4 separate regions of the Homo sapiens genome follow, and all the other regions are linked to region 4. A link is a contact called in ENCODE Hi-C data. All regions are on one chromosome and are shown on one strand. The core of a region is the stretch at or near the end of the contact, and the rest is flanking DNA. Distances in the headings are between cores, read along the strand shown. Region 1 holds the start of ZNF514 (zinc finger protein 514). Region 2 holds the start of STARD7-AS1 (STARD7 antisense RNA 1). Region 3 holds the start of CIAO1 (cytosolic iron-sulfur assembly component 1). Region 4 holds the start of TXNDC9 (thioredoxin domain containing 9).

The links. A loop is a pair of places that touch in the nucleus more often than their neighbours do. Pooled maps may share reads with other maps.
Region 1: a loop to region 4 is called in a map of CD8-positive, alpha-beta T cell, with 9 times the contacts of the local background. The contact joins the promoter of ZNF514 here to the promoter of TXNDC9 in region 4. A Hi-C loop is called at or near these places in 1 of 168 maps with a recorded cell type or tissue (CD8-positive, alpha-beta T cell), 1 of 37 single-sample maps with no recorded cell type and 10 of 50 pooled maps.
Region 2: a loop to region 4 is called in a map of CD4-positive, alpha-beta memory T cell, with 19 times the contacts of the local background. The contact joins the promoter of STARD7-AS1 here to the promoter of TXNDC9 in region 4. A Hi-C loop is called at or near these places in 1 of 168 maps with a recorded cell type or tissue (CD4-positive, alpha-beta memory T cell), 1 of 37 single-sample maps with no recorded cell type and 8 of 50 pooled maps.
Region 3: a map of B cell shows a loop between it and region 4 (25-fold over the local background). The contact joins the promoter of CIAO1 here to the promoter of TXNDC9 in region 4. A Hi-C loop is called at or near these places in 3 of 168 maps with a recorded cell type or tissue (B cell, CD8-positive, alpha-beta T cell and gastrocnemius medialis), 3 of 37 single-sample maps with no recorded cell type and 14 of 50 pooled maps.

What each region holds. Positions count from the first base shown.
Region 1 is chr2:95,156,860-95,161,204 of GRCh38, forward strand. ZNF514 (zinc finger protein 514) reads right to left here and starts at 2,989. Exons shown (of 5, transcript NM_032788.3): 1 at 2,381-2,989; 2 at 492-580. RefSeq lists a silencer at 2,816-3,065.
Region 2 is chr2:96,207,062-96,211,619 of GRCh38, forward strand. It overlaps STARD7-AS1 (STARD7 antisense RNA 1), which reads left to right and starts at 1,355. Exons shown (of 4, transcript NR_046322.1): 1 at 1,355-1,918. It overlaps STARD7 (StAR related lipid transfer domain containing 7), which reads right to left and starts at 1,766. Exons shown (of 8, transcript NM_020151.4): 1 at 1,084-1,766. The coding sequence starts at 1,373. RefSeq lists silencers at 1,183-1,442, 1,793-2,012 and an enhancer at 1,460-2,050.
Region 3 is chr2:96,264,113-96,268,276 of GRCh38, forward strand. CIAO1 (cytosolic iron-sulfur assembly component 1) reads left to right here and starts at 2,113. Exons shown (of 7, transcript NM_004804.3): 1 at 2,113-2,377; 2 at 3,209-3,357; 3 at 3,513-3,624; 4 at 3,724-3,812. The coding sequence starts at 2,239. TMEM127 (transmembrane protein 127) reads right to left here and starts at 1,885. Exons shown (of 4, transcript NM_017849.4): 1 at 1,757-1,885; 2 at 1,026-1,400. The coding sequence starts at 1,269. RefSeq lists silencers at 1,145-1,454, 1,505-1,714, 1,725-1,774 and enhancers at 2,005-2,194, 2,425-2,704, 3,302-4,164.
Region 4 is chr2:99,333,113-99,337,636 of GRCh38, forward strand. It overlaps TXNDC9 (thioredoxin domain containing 9), which reads right to left and starts at 3,221. Exons shown (of 5, transcript NM_005783.4): 1 at 3,127-3,221; 2 at 1-130. The coding sequence starts at 98. EIF5B (eukaryotic translation initiation factor 5B) reads left to right here and starts at 4,277. Exons shown (of 24, transcript NM_015904.4): 1 at 4,277-4,477. The coding sequence starts at 4,443. RefSeq lists enhancers at 2,706-2,935, 2,989-3,529, 3,066-3,115, 3,366-3,515, 3,876-3,925 and 4 more.

The DNA of each region.
Region 1 (4,345 bases), core at 1,739-4,238, 4.2 Mb before region 4:
TAGCCTGCCCACCTGTCCATACCCTCAGAACCTGCTTGTCCCCAATTCTCCATGAGCTTTCCCAACCTCTCCAGAACAGGCCGATTCCCCTTTTCGTGAACCTCGATGGAAAGGCCTGTCTGTGCCACTCCATTTGGCATCAAACCATTCACATCCTGTTACTGGTGGCTGCGTCCTGGGTGTCAGGGTCCTCTTCCACTGTGGCTGTGACACTCTTTCAAGGCCAGGGCTGTCACATTACCTGGTGGTCACCACAGTGCCCTTTCTAGAAATATGTCAGAGTAAGCCCAAACGATCTGAGTGGGTGCACAGCAAGAAGAGAACACCCCGGACAGGTCAGGGAGCCATCATTCACTTGGATGGGCTCAGCCTCCTGCAGAGACAGCATTGGGTCAGTTCCCTTAGTGAAAAAAGAGGCTACTTTTTGGTGAAAAGTAGGCAAAGCTAACCATCGTTCAGGCATTTGAGGAAAAATTAAGAATACAACTCACCCGAGGCCTGGCTTTCAGGAATGAATTGGTTGTTCCCTCTTCTCCTGGGAATCTCTCTGGAGGAAGAGCAGGATTCTGAGAAGGGGAAGCTGGGAAGGTAGAAGGAGACATAAGGGAAGCTGACCCAGCCAGCACACACAGCTCTCAGACTTCCCAAGCCTGAGACCCAGAACAGCTCTGAATGTCACCTCCGTTGTTCTGAGGACACCAGTGGATCAAAAGGATCTGAGAGGCAGCTTCTAGCCTTCAAACATTGAGAGAAGTGCCCCTGTACACAGCTGCATGAGGCTCCCACCTGTCCACAGCCCACATCAGTCTACAAGTGAGTGAAGTGTGACCAGTCTGGCCATACCACTGAAGTTATTTACTGGGCATACTGTATGCAGGTCATCTCCTAGGACTTTTGGAAATATAAATATGGAAAAGAACTTCAAGGAACTTTAAATCTAGCCTACAGGTTAACAATTACACAAGACCCAAGGCAAGGCCATGCAGGATTATGAGGCTTTAAGGGGAGGAAGTTACACCTCTCCCCTCATCCTTGGGAACCCAGCTCAGAGGCCACCTCTTTCTGAGAAGCTGCCCCTGGTGTTCCCAAGCTCTGTTAGGTCTCTGCAACACACTTGAGAGCTCCTTCATTATAAAGCTTTGCATCATACTGTTCATAAAAGCCTTAAAACAAACAAAAAAACTAACCCAAACCATGCCAGAGAAGTAGTTAAGGCTAACAACATGGGTGTAAGCATAGCACAGTTAGGCATTCCTCAAGCTTCATGTGTGTGTGGATCCCTGAGGATCTTGTTAAACTCTGGCTCAAGACTTGCTAAGACACTGTTTGAGGATGTGTGGGGCCCCAGAGTCTGCAATTCTAGAGAACTTCTGGGCAATGCCTCTGCTGTTCCCAGAGCCACACTGATTAACAAGGGTATAAAGGAAAAAAGAGGGGGTGGGAAGCCCACGGACTGGGCCCAGTTCTTCCACTGGCCAGTTATGTGTCCTTGAGCATGTGCACTGAAGGATGAACAGTCGGATTAAAATGCCCACCTGGTTAGAGATAGGACGTTCTAAACTTAGGACTGGCTTAAAACCTCCTGGGTCACCTGGATTGCCCTGCCCCCAACGCTATTGGGGGAAGGGGCTCAGAGGAGATACCCACCATGTACACTGCTGACCTTATACACCGCTGAGCTAGAACGACTGGAAGAACCTTATTAGTGAGGTGATTAAGGAGGTGGATGACAAGGCTCCAAATGGCCCTATCGTCCTCTGATCCCTGGCCAAGGGCCACTCCCTCTTGGGTTTGCTTGCCCTCTCCCTGCCGCAGCAGGAAGAGATCAGATCCTCTTCTGCTCTCCTCTGGCCATTGGGACAATTTTCCATGGCCATCCCCTCCACCTCCGCCACGGTCATCTAGAGACCCCTGCCAGACCCAGGAGACTGCGGCTTCAGCCTTCTGGGTCTGGAAGGTTAGATGTCGCCACACGGAAGGCAGATGAAGTACAGCCTCACCCTTCAGTGGGATTCCCCGGCCTCTTCCTGGGGTCCTCCTGATATCGGGCTCGGTACTAGCTCCCCAAGAGGGCTCCTGGCCCTCTGCACGCTCCAGAGCCAAACCTGATGCTGTGGAGTCCATAGCTGGGGCTAAGGAGCGGCGTCCTTTCACTAGGTCCAAATCTCTGTCTTTCGGCCACAGCCCTGTGGTCCTCCCGAGGGTTCAGGGAGCGGGACGCAGGCTGGGGCTGCCTGGGGGACACGGGGCATCCCCACTAGGCGCGGCGGGGCCAGCGGACCTGCAGGGCCCAGAGCAGGGCCGGCAAACCCCGGTGCGCCCAGCGCGGCGCACTGCTGCCCGGGGTCGTGCTCTTCCCTCGCCAAGTCCGGCCTCCTACCCCCGGCTCGGCTCCTCCTCAGGACCAGGCTCTGGAACCCAGCTCCCACGTGGATCCACACGCACAGTGGGCTCAGACTACCAGGAGACACGGCCACAGCCACGCCCGCGACGCGAGGGCCCAGCGCTCTTCAGCTGCCCGGAAACAGCAGGGATTCGGTGAGAGCCTCACAGGAGCAGGGACCGACTCTATCAGCCCGGTTCGCCCCGCTGTCCCTGCCTAGCTCCGGCCTGCACAGTCCCTAGCGGGGGGCACTCGGAGGGACACACCCAGCTCTGTAAGGGGCCGGGGCGCGGGCCCAGTACAGGTCTGCGCGCCCGCAGTCTCCGAACGCTCACAGGACCAGGCCCCGCCCGCCACCCCGCGCCAGCCCCCGCCCGCCACCCCGCGCCAGCCCCCGCCCGCCACCCCGCGCCAGCCCCCGCCCGCCACCCCGCGCCAGCCCCCGCGTCCGCCCCGCGCCAGCCCCCGCGTCCGCCCCGCGCCAGCCCCCGCGTCCGCCCCGCGCCAGCCCCGCCTCCCGAGGCCGTCCCGAGCTTGCGCAGACGCGGCCGCCGCCGGGGCCCTTCAGAGCCAGCGCCGGTGGCGGGGTGCTGGCGCGGCGAAGCTGGAGAGGCGGGGCTCGCGGGCGCCTGTAGGACCTCCGCTGGGAGGGGCCGTGCTCGCCGGCCACGCGCCGGTTTTCACTCCGCTCTCCCCCAAGGGCAGGGACCTACAAGCATTTCCCTTCTCGCGCGTGACTTTGGTAGCTGAGCCTCATATCTCTCTCGTTTTTTGGGGGGAGGGGGGAGACAGCCTCACTCTGTCGCCCAGGTGGGAGTGCAGGGGCGCGCTCTCGGCTCACCGCAACCTGTCTTCTGGGTACAAGTAATTCTCGTGTCTCAGCCTCCGTAGGAGCTGGGATTACAGGTTCCCGCCACCACGCCCAGCTAATTTGTTGTATTTTTAGTGGAGACGGGGTTTCACTATGTTAGCCACGCTGGTCTCGAATTCTGACCTCAGATGATCCTCCCGCCTCAGCCTCCCAAAGTGCTGTGATTACAGGTGTGAGCCACCGCCCCCAACCTGCATATCTCGATGTAAGGCTATTCAACAGAAGCCGCGTTCCTACCCTGGATCTGCTGAGTGAGGATTTCCAGGAGGCTCTCCTGGCGTGCCTAGGGGATACTGGGGACTCAGTGCTAGATACTGCTTCTACAGGCTGCCCCGTGCCTCTTGCCTTTCTCCATCTGCCCCTGAATTCAGCGAAGGGTGCTGAAGAACAAAAGAGGACTTTGAACGCCCTCCTACTCCAGAAACAAATATCATTTAGGACCCAAAAGAAATGGAAAAACGGCCTGCTATGGTCTGAATGTATGTGTCCCCCTCAAATTCATATGTTGAAACCTAACTCCCAAGGTGATAGTATTAAGAAGTGGAGCCTTTGGAAGACTCTGCCCTCATGAATGAGATTAGTGCCCTTTAAAAACAGCCCTTAGACCGGTCGTGGTGGCTCACATCTGTAATCCCAGCACTTTGGGAGGCCAAGGCGGGCGGATCACTTGAGGTCAGAAGTTTGAGACCAGCCTGGCCAACATGGTGAAACCCTGTCTCTACCAAAAATATATTTAAAAATTAGCTGGGCGTGGTGGTGCACGCCTGTAATCCTAGCTACTCAGGAGGCTGAGACAGGAGAATTGCTTGAACCCGGGAGGCAGAGGTTGTGAGCCAAGATCGTGCCACTGCACTCCAGCCTGGGCGACAGAGCAAGACTCCGTCTCAAAAAATAAATTAAATAAATAAATAAAAATAAAAACGGGCCTTAAGCCCCCTTTGCTCCTCCTGCCATGTGAGGACACAGAAGGTGCCATCTATGAGAAACGTACCCTCACCAGCCCCTGAACTGGCTGGCACGTTGATATTGCATTTCCCAGCATCCAGAACTGTGAACAACAAATTTGTGTTGTTTACAAATTCCCCAGTTTA
Region 2 (4,558 bases), core at 105-2,604, 3.1 Mb before region 4:
AAAAGTTATCTTTCCTGCTAGGAAAAGTATTCCCAGTTCTTAAGATAGACTTGCATTTACCCACAATTCATAGTGTGGCACAAATAGCTGCCTGGCATCTGGGTGTTACACCTCCCACACAGGCCATGGTATAAACTTTATTGGGGTATTTCCATTTTTAACCTAACAAAAAATGTGGAATAACAGGTTGTTTCCCTGTGGAGGAAATATCAAGAATAAACAGGCGAGTGTGGAATCTGCGGAGGGAGGGGATTGTCTCTGGTTCCCGAAATCACGGCAAAGTACTTTCTGTGCAGGGAGGGCACAGTTTAAGAATATCTGTTGCAAAGAAAATACAGACACAAGGTAAACCAAAAACCAAAGCAAAGTTTCCCCATGACATTACCTGGAAACTACAGTCTCAGAACTACAGATTAACAAACGTAATCAATGGTACTGGGCTTTTCACAGTTTTGATGACGACAGCATGACTTCAGAGTCTAATGGGACACTATTCCCAAAGTTCTAGTTAACGTCGCAAAAATCTGACCTAATTCTTACAGGTTCAAATGTCTGGGCTGCTGGTTTGTGTAACCTGGACAAAATCGCTTCCAGGCTCTCAATTTTGCCACGAGTCACGATGACAGAGGGCTCTCCTGGCTTTTCTCACAGGCCTGAGTCCCATCTGGATTGAAGTCATTTTGCAAATAGCAGCCCACCACCCTTAGGCCAAATTTAAAATTTGTTTTGAATTTGCACCTTTCTGGTTGTGTTAAAGATTACAGATTACATGAACAAGGGCCTCCATGCCTTCGCTATCTAATTGATTTCTACAGTGTTGTTTCTTTACTGTCTTGCTCGCCCCACTCAAAGTCTCCCTCCTACACACCAGCCTACACACTTTCAGTTCTATTTTATAACCCGACAAATGCAAATTGACACACAGAGACAAATAACAACGCGGTTTGCTGAAGCAGGTTCAATCGACTGTATTGCCAATTAAAAGACCACCGGGTAAACAAGGGCCAACGACCACAGGGCAGGCCCCAGGGTTCACAAGCCCCCCCACCCCACGGCCCAGAAAGAGCTCGCCGCAGCGCCCACCTCTGCAACTCCTCCTCCTGGATCCTCTCCTCGTCCCAAACGAAGACGCCGGCTAACGCCGCCATCAAGGCAGAGGCATGGCCAGGACGGCCGTGCAGCCGGCGCCAGAGGCGGCCGAGGAGAACGCGGCGTGAGCTCTCGGAGTAGAGGCGGCCGTAGAGCTGCGCGATCTGCTGCGCGCGCCGCACGCGCAGGCCCGTGACGAAGCGGCACTGATTGGCCAGAAGCGCCAGCAGGCCCCCGCCCCGCGTCCCCGCCAGCCAGGCGGCCAGCAGCCTCCGCGGGAGCATGCCGCCTCCCGCAGGGCCCGCCGCGAGCTTCCGGGGCCCAAGGAACCAGTCCGGAGGGGCGCAGGCGGTGGTCGCAGCGTCCCCCTAAATGGCCGGCCACGAACCCGTCTCACGGTCCCGCGGCCAGGAGCCGCCGCTCATCTGTCTCTGCAGCCACCGCTGAGGAAGAGTCTCCTCTGAGGGGAGAGTCGGTCATGGCAGCAGACGCCGGGATGGCTCCGCGACTGCTACACCAGGCACTCCTGGGCCCGGGCAGCAGACCAGTCAGCCCTGTGGCTCCTCGGCGACCTCCAGCGGGCGCCCGGGGCCGGGATGCAGGGCGCGCGGACAGAAACGAGACAGACAGCTCAGGCCCAGCAGCACGCAAGCTCCCGCGCCTTCCGCGACTGCCACACGCGCGGCGCGCGCGCACCCTACTTTTTCTCCGCCACCTGGGCCGTGATTGGGCGCGACCTGGGCTCCTGGGTGCTCATTGGCGCCGTGAAGTGCTCGTCACCGCCCCCTCCTGCCCCTTCATGCATGCGCGGAGGCCGCCTGCTAGCAAGGTAGGTGGCTCGGCGGCGAGAGCCGTCAAGGGCGCATTGGAGAGTGACCCTCGGACCCGGCTGCCGCCGTCGCCGCCATCTTCCGGCCGTCCCAGCCCCGCCCCGCGGAGAAACCTGGCCAGGTTCCTGTTAGAATCCTGCCAGGTGTTAACTTGTTTTAAGAGGCCGGCACGCTGGCCCCCTTCTTTATTAGAGTGCAGGGTGGGGGCGGGGCTCCGCATGTCTCTGCGGGGGCTGGGGGCTCCCAGTGATAACCGCCATTGCAGAATTAAAACTGAGACAGTGAAAGAGATCTGACCTAACCAATTCCATCTTGCTTCTGTCCTTGTTCATTCCTGAGCTTAGGTGAACTAATTTTGGGAGGAACTTAGTTTATAGTTTAAAATAAAGAGGATAACAGCCCTTTCCCAAAACAAATCTTCTTATCTGGGAACTAGACTGCCTTTGTAGGACTAATAAGTTAGCCATAAGATTGGAAATTATGGTTTAGGAGTCATGCAGCTGGAGGCTACGATATTGTGATCCCCCTAAACTGCTCTTAAGATCAGTGCTTGAGATATTTTGCTGACCCCGCACTGGTTGGATCCTGGCACCACCCAGATGGATAAACTGGCTCATCTGACCTTGTGGCCCCCACCCAGGAACCAACTCAGTGCAAGAGGACAGCTTCAATTCCCTATTATTTCATCTCGACCCAACCAGTCAACACTCTGGACTCACTGGCCTTCCCCCACCCACCAAATTATCCTTAAACACTCTGATCCCGGAATGCTAAGGGAGACTGATTGAGTAATGTTGAAACAAACTCCAGTCTCATAGTGGGCTCTGCGTGAATTACTCTTTATTGCAGTTCCCCTGTCTTGATAAATCGGCTCTGTCTAGGCAGTGGGCAAGGTGAACCCATTGTACGGTTACAAATTTGGGGGTTCGTCTGGGATACCCCTTGTGGCTACCTGTCCATGGTTCGGTAGCCCCACCTCTGGTGACAGATCCAGAGGCCAGCCTAAGCGGCCACATAGTTCTCTTGGACTAGGGGCTAACTCTGGCACCGTCTCTGCCAGTGGGGCACTGCTAGCCCAATATGCATGGACTTAATCGCAATGGAGAAATAGTCCTGGGGAGACATCCCATAACTGTAGCCCTGTCACAGGGTATCTGTAGCTCCATAGCGGGGCGCTGTAGCCAGGTCATGGAGTGTCTGTAGCTATAGCCCCATCATGGGGTGGCAGGTTGCTGAGTATCCTAGGTGCTGCCAGTGCCTCCTTCCTTCTCCGGACTGATTCTGTAGCCACATGGTGGGTGTCTGTAGCTCCACCATGGGGTGTCTGTCTCAGTTTGGCTCCTGGGGCATCCCAGTTGGCTGTCCCTAACTAGGAAGAGTCTTGGTTCGGGAGACTTCTCAATCAGGAATATTTCAGGGAGATTTGTCAGATGGAGAATAGGAGGATAGTTTGGAAGGGGTACTCTTGGAGTTCTTGGTTAGGGACCTTAATTTGGAAGGCCTTCTGTCTGTCTTGTCTTCGTGTGTGTGTTTGTATATATGGAGGGGATCTCTGAAGGAATTGCTGATGAAAATCCAGCAGGCCTAACTTGGAGAACACTCCTTATTTATCTAGTCACATTCAGTGAGCCCTGAAAGAAGTTTAACAGGCCTGATTCAGGGTGACTGCTCAGAGACCACCCATTGAATTCACGATTCAATGACCCACCGTGCCTGGCCTTAAAAGGATTTTTTCTTAGAAAAAAGAGCTCTAGGCCGGGCATGGTGGCTCACACTTTTAATCCCAGCACTTTGGGAGGCCAAGGCGGGCGGATCACGAGGTCAGAAGATCCAGACCATCCTGGCTAACACGGTGAAACCTCGTCTCTACTAAAAATACAAAAAATTAGCCGGGCGTGGTAGTGGGCACCTGTAATCCTAGCTACTCGGGAGGCTGAGGCAGGAGAATGGCGTGAACCCGGGAGGTGGAGCTTGCAGCAGTGAGCCGAGATCGCGCCACTACACTCCACCCTGGGCGACAGAGCGAGACTCCGTCTCAAAAAAAAAAAAAACAAAGTTGACTTATAGAGCCAATAAGCCAAAAAATTGACTTATAGAGCCCCTTGGGAAATCTGGCCTCATACTATGTCAACACAGTCCCTGTACGAGGTTCCTGACCTGTGGTAAGTAAAGAATGTCACTTTCTAACAGGCTCAGGAGACCTAAGTTATCTTGACACCTCAAGAGGAGAGGAATTTACCCAACTCATAGGTATTCGAGGGTACAAACCCATGGCTGGGCTTGGCTTTAAAAAGGTCTTATCTAAGATTTCTTATGGAACAGAGTTCCATCAAAGCCAATTTTAAAAGCCTATGTGAAGGCCAGGCGCAGTGGCTCACACCTGTTATCCCAGCACTTTGGGAGGCCAAGGCAGGCAGATCACAATGTTAGGAGTTTGAGACTAGCCTGGCCAACATGGTGAAACCCTGTCTCTACTGAAAATACAAAAAGTTAGCTGGGCGTGGTGGCAGATACCTGTAATCCCAGATACTTGGAAGACTGAGGCAGGAGAATCGCCTGAGCCTGGGAGGCGGAGGTTGCAGTAAGCCACGATCGCACCACCGCACTCTAGCCTGGGCCACGAAGCAAGACTTCATCTC
Region 3 (4,164 bases), core at 863-3,362, 3.1 Mb before region 4:
AGGCAACATTTGGCCACAAGGATGAGGCTTTTCAGCCTAGACCTGCAGAAGCAGAGTATGGTCCGATGCACAGCGGGGAACTTGGACCTTTTCACCAAATCCCAGTGCCTGAATTCTTCAGGAGGTAACACGCAGATATCTAACAGGAAGTGCTTCTGATAGGCGGTGCAGTAAACATCTGGAATGCATCACAGCCAGGGAATAGCACAGACAGGATAGCACAGAGAGGATATAAGACCTTCAAGATGGCTCAAAAGACCTTGGGGTTGATGAACTATGCTGTTACTAAGGACTGTTTGGGGTACATTGATCATTGTTAGGGTAAAAAGCAGGTGATACAGTCCAGTCCTGTCCTCACACTTCACAATTTTTACTGGAGACAAGAATGGGCAGGATAAACTATGGGGCCCATAGGACCCTCCCATCGTCTGCTGTCTATCTGGCCGGAAAGCATGATGATGAACAAAGCAACCTTGCCTCTGTCAGGCACACCTATAATGGTTCCAAGAGCCACATTCCGACTGTTGTACTGCGGGTGGCAATGGAACGGTCTTCCGATTACCTAAAATGCCACAGATTCCCTTCTTCTCTAATACGCATCCGATTACCATAGAACTCTAAGATATCTTTTAAAACCTAGTCATATTAAAAGTTCCTTTTTCTCCATTAATCAGTCTGCCCCAAAGAAGCTTTTCCGTATTTCACAGGATCCTTAGAAGAGGCCAGCTAACTGTGATACCTAGCACCCTTATCTTTTCTCGATACACAGCGTCCTTCCTCCAGCAGAATCCTAAAATAGCAGCAGTCCGGATTAACATGGCTGTGAGGAGTAGGTGCTTAGCTGAATAACATCAGAATTAATGAGGGGCCGGACCCCAAACAGAGCCACCTGGTGGGCATGAACACCAGGCAGTTATGGGGCCGTTTCCTTCAACCAAGTGTCTGGTCCCTGGCTATCTCTGCTTCAGCCAGAACACATTCTGTCCCCCACCGAGGCTTTAAGGGCCAGCGCGCAGCACCCTCACCTTTCAGCAGGTCCGGGTGCACATAGCCCAACACGTCGGAGACCCCCAGCTCCTGGCGCGAACAGGTGCCTCCGTGGATGTGCAACCAGGCGGGCTCGGCGAGGGCAGTGCACAGCGCCGTGATAGACAGGGCGCCAGGCAGGGCCGAGGCCAGGCTACGCTCCGGCTGCTTGGGCAGAGCGCTGCCTCCCGGGCTCCTCCGCCGGCGCCCGCCGGGCAGCCCTGCGCCTCCGGGGGCGTACATGCCCGGGGCCGCCCGCCGTCGCTCCGCAGTCGCTGCTGGTCGCCGCCGACCTCCGCGGGGCGCGCAGAGCCTGACAGTCCGGTGGAGGATAGCAACGCTCCGGGTTCGCTGCAGGTGAAGCCGGGACTGGGCTGTCAGGGTTGACACCAGAGGATAGGGGGGTGGGACCCGGGGCTGACGGAGACGGGGAGGGCTGCGGGAATTCGGGGGGCGGAGACAGGAGACTCCGGAATGGGACTGCGGGACGACAACCGAAGAGGGCCAGGGGCCAGATGGGGTCTGGGCAGACTCGAGTGGGGGGCGGAGGGATCGGGGATCGGCTACTGCTAGAGCAAAGACCCGGAGTCAGGGTCTCAGCCAGAGGATGCCGAGGGGCGGAGGACCGGGCTGGGCCGCGGGGATCGGGGACCCGTGATCTGGGACCGGCGGTTTGGGGTGCGACCTGTGCGCAGAAAAGACCCTCCCCACGCCGCCCACTGTTCCTCACCAGTCAGCAGGCCCCAGGGCTGGGATGGTGCTGCTCAGCCCAGTCACGGGCTTCTCGGCTGCCGGGGGCCGAGCGTTCCCAGGCCCCAATCCCGCAACGCCCGGACAGACCCGGGGCCGATGCACTTCCGGCTTCCTCCTCCTCTGCCTCCGCCTCCTCCGGCTCCCCGCCCCGTCCCCCGCGCGCGTCACAGCCTGGGCGCGCCGCCGGCTCTGCGCAGGGCCTCACGGGACTGGTAGTTCGAGGCGGTCCCGCGATGCTTTCCCTGCCGAGGTGAGGGGAGCGACTACAACTCCCAGAGGGTATGGCGGCCGCAGCAGTGGGCAGTTGAGTTTCCGGGGCGACCCAGGTCCTCCGGCGGAAGCGGGAGCCTCTGTCGGCCGCGGAAGCCTGGAGTGGGCGGTACGCAGACGCGCGCGGTGAGACCCGCTGTCTGCTCAGCGGACTCTGCCCGCCCCCACCTCCCCCTGCGTCGGGCCGACATGAAGGACTCGCTGGTGCTGCTGGGCCGTGTCCCGGCGCACCCGGACTCCCGCTGCTGGTTCCTGGCCTGGAACCCCGCGGGGACCCTGCTGGCCTCGTGCGGCGGCGACCGGAGAATCCGCATCTGGGGCACGGAGGGTAAGGCCCAGCCTGGTTGCGCGGCCCTCAGCGCTGAGGGCTCAGCCTGCGCGTAGTGCAGGCGCTCAGCCTGCAGGGGAGGCTGAACCTGTTCCTGGCGGAGGGAGAGTGGGATGTTAGCCACGCCGAGAAGGGCTTTACAGGCAAAGAAGTCTGCGACTGTTGGGAGGAAAAACGTCAGCAGACAAGCTGAAATGTCAAGGGAATTGTGTTAGCTGCAGAGGCAGGAAAATGGGAAAAGAGAGGTGTTAGGAAAGTGGCCTTCAGAGTAACTTGCGACTGGATGGTCACATTTTATCCCGAGGGCATTGGGGAACCAATAGCAATTTTAGATCAGATTTGTTTTAGAAAGATGCCTCCAGAGGTTGGGCGCGGTGGCTCACGCCTGTAATCCTAGCAGTTTGGGAAGCAGAGGCGGGTAGATCACCTGAGGTCAAGAGGTCAAGACCAGCCTGGCCAACATGGTGAAACCCCGTCTCTACTAAAACTACAAAATTAGCTGGGCGTTGTGGCGGGCACCTGTAATCCCAGCTACTCGGGAGGCTGAGGCAGGAGAATCCCTTGAACCCAGGAGGCGAAGATTGCAGTGAGCCGAGATTGTGCCATTGCACCCCAGCCTGGGCATCAGAGCAAAAACTCCGTCTCAAAAAAAAAAAAAAAAAAAAAAAAAAGCTTCCAGACGAAGTAGATTCATTTGCATCTTTGTAAAAGCTGTGAAATACACTCCCTGAGCTTTCCCCCACTAGCTTGATTCCAGTGCTAGCCCCTGATATTGAATGGCTTCATGGTGCTGCACCCAGCTCCAGAGCCTGGCCTGCGCTCCGCCTTTAGGTGACAGCTGGATCTGCAAGTCTGTCCTTTCTGAAGGCCACCAGCGCACCGTGCGGAAGGTAGCCTGGTCCCCCTGCGGTAATTACCTGGCCTCTGCCAGCTTTGATGCTACCACTTGCATTTGGAAGAAGAACCAGGATGACTTTGAGGTACCCAGGCTGGTTGGGACCAGAATTATTGCCTGTTTCCTCCCCAGGGCTGGTTCAGGAACCTGAGCCAACCTGCGCCAGTTGGGCTGTACCCATGGGAAGGGGCTTAGGGGTGTTAGCTGCTGTTAATTCTCATTTTCTTTCCCCTTTCACAGTGTGTAACCACTCTCGAGGGCCATGAAAATGAGGTCAAGTCAGTGGCTTGGGCCCCATCTGGCAACCTCCTGGCCACTTGCAGCCGAGATAAGAGCGTTTGGGTCTGGGAAGGTGAGGCCAGGTCCCTCCAGGTGGATTGGGAACCACCTGACAGCCCCCTCTGTGTCCCTGACAGGGTCGGCTCTTGGGTCCCCTTTTTCTCTCCCACAGTTGATGAAGAGGATGAGTATGAATGTGTCAGTGTTCTCAACTCCCACACACAGGATGTCAAGCATGTGGTTTGGCACCCAAGTCAGGAGGTAAGAGTCAAGCAGGGACTCTTGTGGGAAGGGCTCTGGTGTGCAGGCTTGTGCCCAGCCTTCCTCTGCTTTTCAGCCTTAATCTAGCTTTTACGGAGAGTTCCATCTGTGAACAAAAAACATTAGTCCCTTTATAAAAACAGATCCGGCTGGGTGTGGTGGCTCACACCTATAATCTCAGCACTTTGGGAGGCCATGGTGGGTGGATCATCTGAGGTCAGGAGTTCGAGACCAGCCTGGCCAACATGGTGAAACTCCGTCTCTACTAAAAATACAAAATTAGCGGGCATGGTGGCACATGCCTGTAATCCCAGCTATTCGGGAGGCTGAGGCAGGAGAATCACTTGAACCC
Region 4 (4,524 bases), core at 1,971-4,470:
ATTTCAGAATCCAAATGTTCTTCCACCAGTTTGGTAGTCTGAAGCAGCTGATGCTCCAGGACTTTGGAAAACATGTCAACAGATGCATCAGCTTCCATTCTTCCAAATGGTACAGAGTTCAGCCTGGGTGCTGGGGAGAAGATTTACAAAATACATTTTAAAAAATGCAAACAATAAGCAAGGTTTTCTCTACCATTTTCAAAAATTCTGGCAAGTGTATAATGTGTACTCTATGGAGTATTCTAACGACATCCAAGCACTTGATGCTGGGCTTAACAATTTTTATGTGTTTTTAAATTTAATTCTCAGTAGGTTCTAGTCACACCACTCAAAAACTACTTACAGCAAATTTAGGGTGCTTCTGATTTAGCATATGTTTTACTATACTAAAGCCAAGACAAGTCTTTAAGACCATCACCAAACCACAGAGAAATGAGTTGTGAAGTTATACCTAGTGATATATACTGACAATCAGTGTTCTTTACCAATGGGAAAGAGAAATCAGAAACAACTGCGAACAATAGGAAGGTATACCTACTGAGGTTTTACACATAAATATATATATTAAACTTTACTTAAACACAGAGTACAGTTGAGCAAAACACAGATTTTTTTCATGGCTGCTGCCCAAATGAGTTTCATTTAACTCCTAAGACGTCTCATTACCATTTATGTAAAGAAGAGTGCCTGGTGTTCCCTGAGCATTAATGTCCATTCCTGTTCTCCCATTACCTAACAAAAAAGTCTATGAGGTCACAAAAATTAATACTGGTTTCCATTTACTGACAGTGTTAACTTTGATGTAAAACACTCCAAATACTTTTCTAAATTTTGGGTTTTTTTCCAACATCACTCCTCTGTGTAAAATCAGAGTTTCAAAATAGAACTAATTCAGATTAGAAAGGAAGACCTATCTCAATTAGTCATGCATCACTTAACAATGGGAATATATTCTAGGCTGGGTGCTATGGCTCACGCCTGTAATCCCAGCACTTTGGGAGGCCAAGGTGGGCAGATCACTTGAGTTCAGATGTTTGAGACCAGCCTGGGAAACATGATGGAACCCTGTCTCTACTAAAAATAGAAAAATTGGCCAGGCCCGGTGGTGTGTGCCTGTAGTCCCCGCTACTAGGGAGGCTGAAGTGGGAGGAGGATACCTTGAGCCCAGGAGGCAGAGGTTGCAGTGGGCTGAGAACGCACCACTTGCACCCCACCCTGGGCAACAGAGCCAGACCCTGTCTCAAAAACCAAAAACCAAAAACCCACAAAACAATGAGAATACATTCTGAGAAATGCATCATTAGGTGATTTTGATATTGTTTCAAACATTATAGACTATTTACACAAACCCAGATGGTACAGCCTGCTACACACCTAGGCTATGCCATACAGCCTATTACTCCTAGGCTACAAATCTGTACAGCATGTTACTGTACTGAATACTGCAGACAACTGTAACATAATGGCATTTGTGTATCTAAACATAGAAAAGGTACGATAAATACAGTATTACAATCTCATAAAACTGAAATGTCCTTATGTGGCACATGACTATATATTTTAAAAGAAATGGAGTATTTTGTACTAGCAATTAGTACAAAATTTTACTTTTTTTTTTGAGACGGAGTCTCGCTCTGTCGCCCAGGCTGGAGTGCAGTGGCGCATCTCCGCTCACTGCTAGCTCCGCCTCCTGGGTTCACGCCATTCTCCTGCCTCAGCCTCCCGAGTAGCCGGGACTACAGGCGCCCGCCACCACGCCCGGCTAATTTCTTTTTGTATTTTTAGTACAGACGGGGTTTCACCGTGTTAGCCAGGATGGCTACGATCTCCTGACCTCGTGATCCGCCCGCCTCGGCCTCCCAAAGTGCTGAGATTACAGGCGTGAGCCAGCCGCGCCCGGCCAAAATTTTACTTCTTTTAAAAGAAATGGAGTATTTTGTACGAGAAATTTTATACCAACAATTAGAGGGCAAGTTTATGTGTATCTCAGGGTTATTACTGCAGAAATGATTTATAATTTGCCTATCAAAGCAGGAGGCTGTTGCATATCAATGAACTATGATACATTTGCAAATAATACTGAAGCACCCCAAACTTCACAACAAACTGTGAATTCATTCACTCAGCTTCTGACACAGATTCTGACCCACACAGGCCCTCTATAAACGTTGAGCTGAAGAGAAATATTCTTGCAAACTTCAATTCTGATTCCTTTTTCTTTACAGGAAAAGGATTTGAAAAGCATACTTGATTTCATCTTTGTATCTCCATAGAACACAGCAGGTACTCAATAAACATGTATTTAACGTTGAATGAACACGTGCCTGACTTCTGTTCAAATTACTACACTGTTAAGTTTCAAAAGTATTTGAGTCTAAAAAACCAAATTGTAAGCTCCTCGTGAGTGCTATAAAATTGGAAAGGTGCTGTATTTCAAACACAGCAAAGATTTCCACGCTCCCTATCGCCCAAGAAAAATGTCAGTAGGACTGTGACCCTCAGTGAGGGGGCTGGAAGGAGAAGATAATAAGATACTGAATTGAACGTTGGAAGCTGTGCTCCAGGGATAAGCACAGAGAATGCCTACCCTGGAACTTTATAGAATGAGCCCAGAATTTAATTATGGGATAACTGGAAAAAGACGAGATTAAGAAGAGCTATTCTGGGTGTAGGTGTTGGTGGTCAGAGCATTGAGAATGGGGTAAAGAGACGATGCAACCCCTCGTTAGCTTTTCATTTTTCAAACCACAGCCTCTGATTCTTCCTTTTTACAGCTCCGCTGGAAGGGTGGGACGGGACACAGCGCGTCCTCAAATTCCCTAGTCATTTCCTGGACACCCTTACAGGTATCCGCCAAAACAATCAAGGGGCCTGGTCCTTAACTGAACCCCAGGTACCTCCCCAATGGCAAGCCGGCCACTCCCTGCGCCCGGGGAAACAGAGGAAAGCACAGTCCCGGTGGCCCCAACTTCGACGCCTCCTGGTGCGCTTGCGCAAGAGCCTCTGCCAGGACACCGACACCGGTGCTGGGGCCGCGCCCCTCCTCCGCTCCGGATGTGGAGCAGCAGAATGTTCACCAGCACCCGGACGTGGTGGTCGGATTCTTCTCACTACCCTCTGCCTCACCTGAGCTCTCGGTGACGCCTGAGAAGTGAAAGAGCAGCAGTTTCAAAAGACACGTCCACTCCGGCTTTTGCCTTGCAGTAGCTGCCGGCGGCTGCAAACGGGCCGTCACATCCGCCTCCTTATTGGCTGCGAACCTCGCGCGATATCACCTTGGACGCCAGAGGAAGGGGCGGGCGGTCGGGTGGCGAACAGTTCTGCGCGTGCGCCTCCCGCCCAGCAGCCCGGAACCCAAGGTGTCCGACCCTTGCTTTCCTCCGGGTACACGGCCGAACTGGAAGGCCGCAAAGCATTGTGGGAGTTGCAGTTTCTTAGTGCGCAGGCTGTCGTGGCCGGACTTTCTCAGGAGCGTGCTTCAGTATTCACGGTCCAGTGCGCCAGACTGGAAATGAGACAGCTGTGCTCTCGCTCAGCCGTGACGCTTGAACTGCGTTTCCATTCTGTTAGTGTTGAATGAACATTTTTCTTTTTTTTGTTTTCTTTTGTTAACATTTTTCCTAAAGTCGAGGCATAAACATATACAGCACAATTAACTTTTGCATAGTTAAAACCCAAAATATCACCGGCCAGATCCAGATATAGAACATTTTCCACCACCCCTGTAGGTCCCCTCTTGACTCTTCGAAACACAGGAATTTTTAGAACTCGCCCTCGCTTTGAGGGTGAAGCTGAAGACCTATGTTAGGGAATTGATCGGCTGTGTCCTGTTCTGTTTTATTCAGTGACTGTACATAATGCATAATGCATGGATGTTACTGAGAGGTCCCTATTTTGTCCTGAATTTATCTCTCTCGCAAACCCCCAGAGGACTCTATTGGTTCGTTGTGGTTCTTTACTGAACTTCGTGCGGCTGAGAATACAAAGATATAAAGGGAAGCCCAAAGCCCACTCCTGAACCGAAGCGTGCGTTCCCCGTTGGGAGAGGGGTGAGGTGGCGAAATTGACAGCTTCATTGTCCACCTCCGGGTTCTAGAACGTGGAAAACCCGCGGGTGTCGGCTCGTGGCGGACGCTTGAGGGCAGGGGGCGCTCGGGCTGCTGCCTGGTCGGCCGGTCAACCGGAGACGCTCTACCCGAAGCGCAGCTCTCGATGAGCCGCGCCCTGCGTCCTCACGCCGAGGCGGCTGGGCGATGCGCTTGCGCACTGAGAACTCACACCATATGTGTCCTGTTCCAGTGCGCGGGTCTGTGGAGAGCCGGGTGCGAGCGGCGGCAGCACGAGGGGAAAAGAGCTGAGCGGAGACCAAAGTCAGCCGGGAGACAGTGGGTCTGTGAGAGACCGAATAGAGGGGCTGGGGCCACGAGCGCCATTGACAAGCAATGGGGAAGAAACAGAAAAACAAGAGCGAAGACAGGTAGATAGGGGTTGGGTCCGTACGGCGGCGGCCGCCGTGGCTCAGTG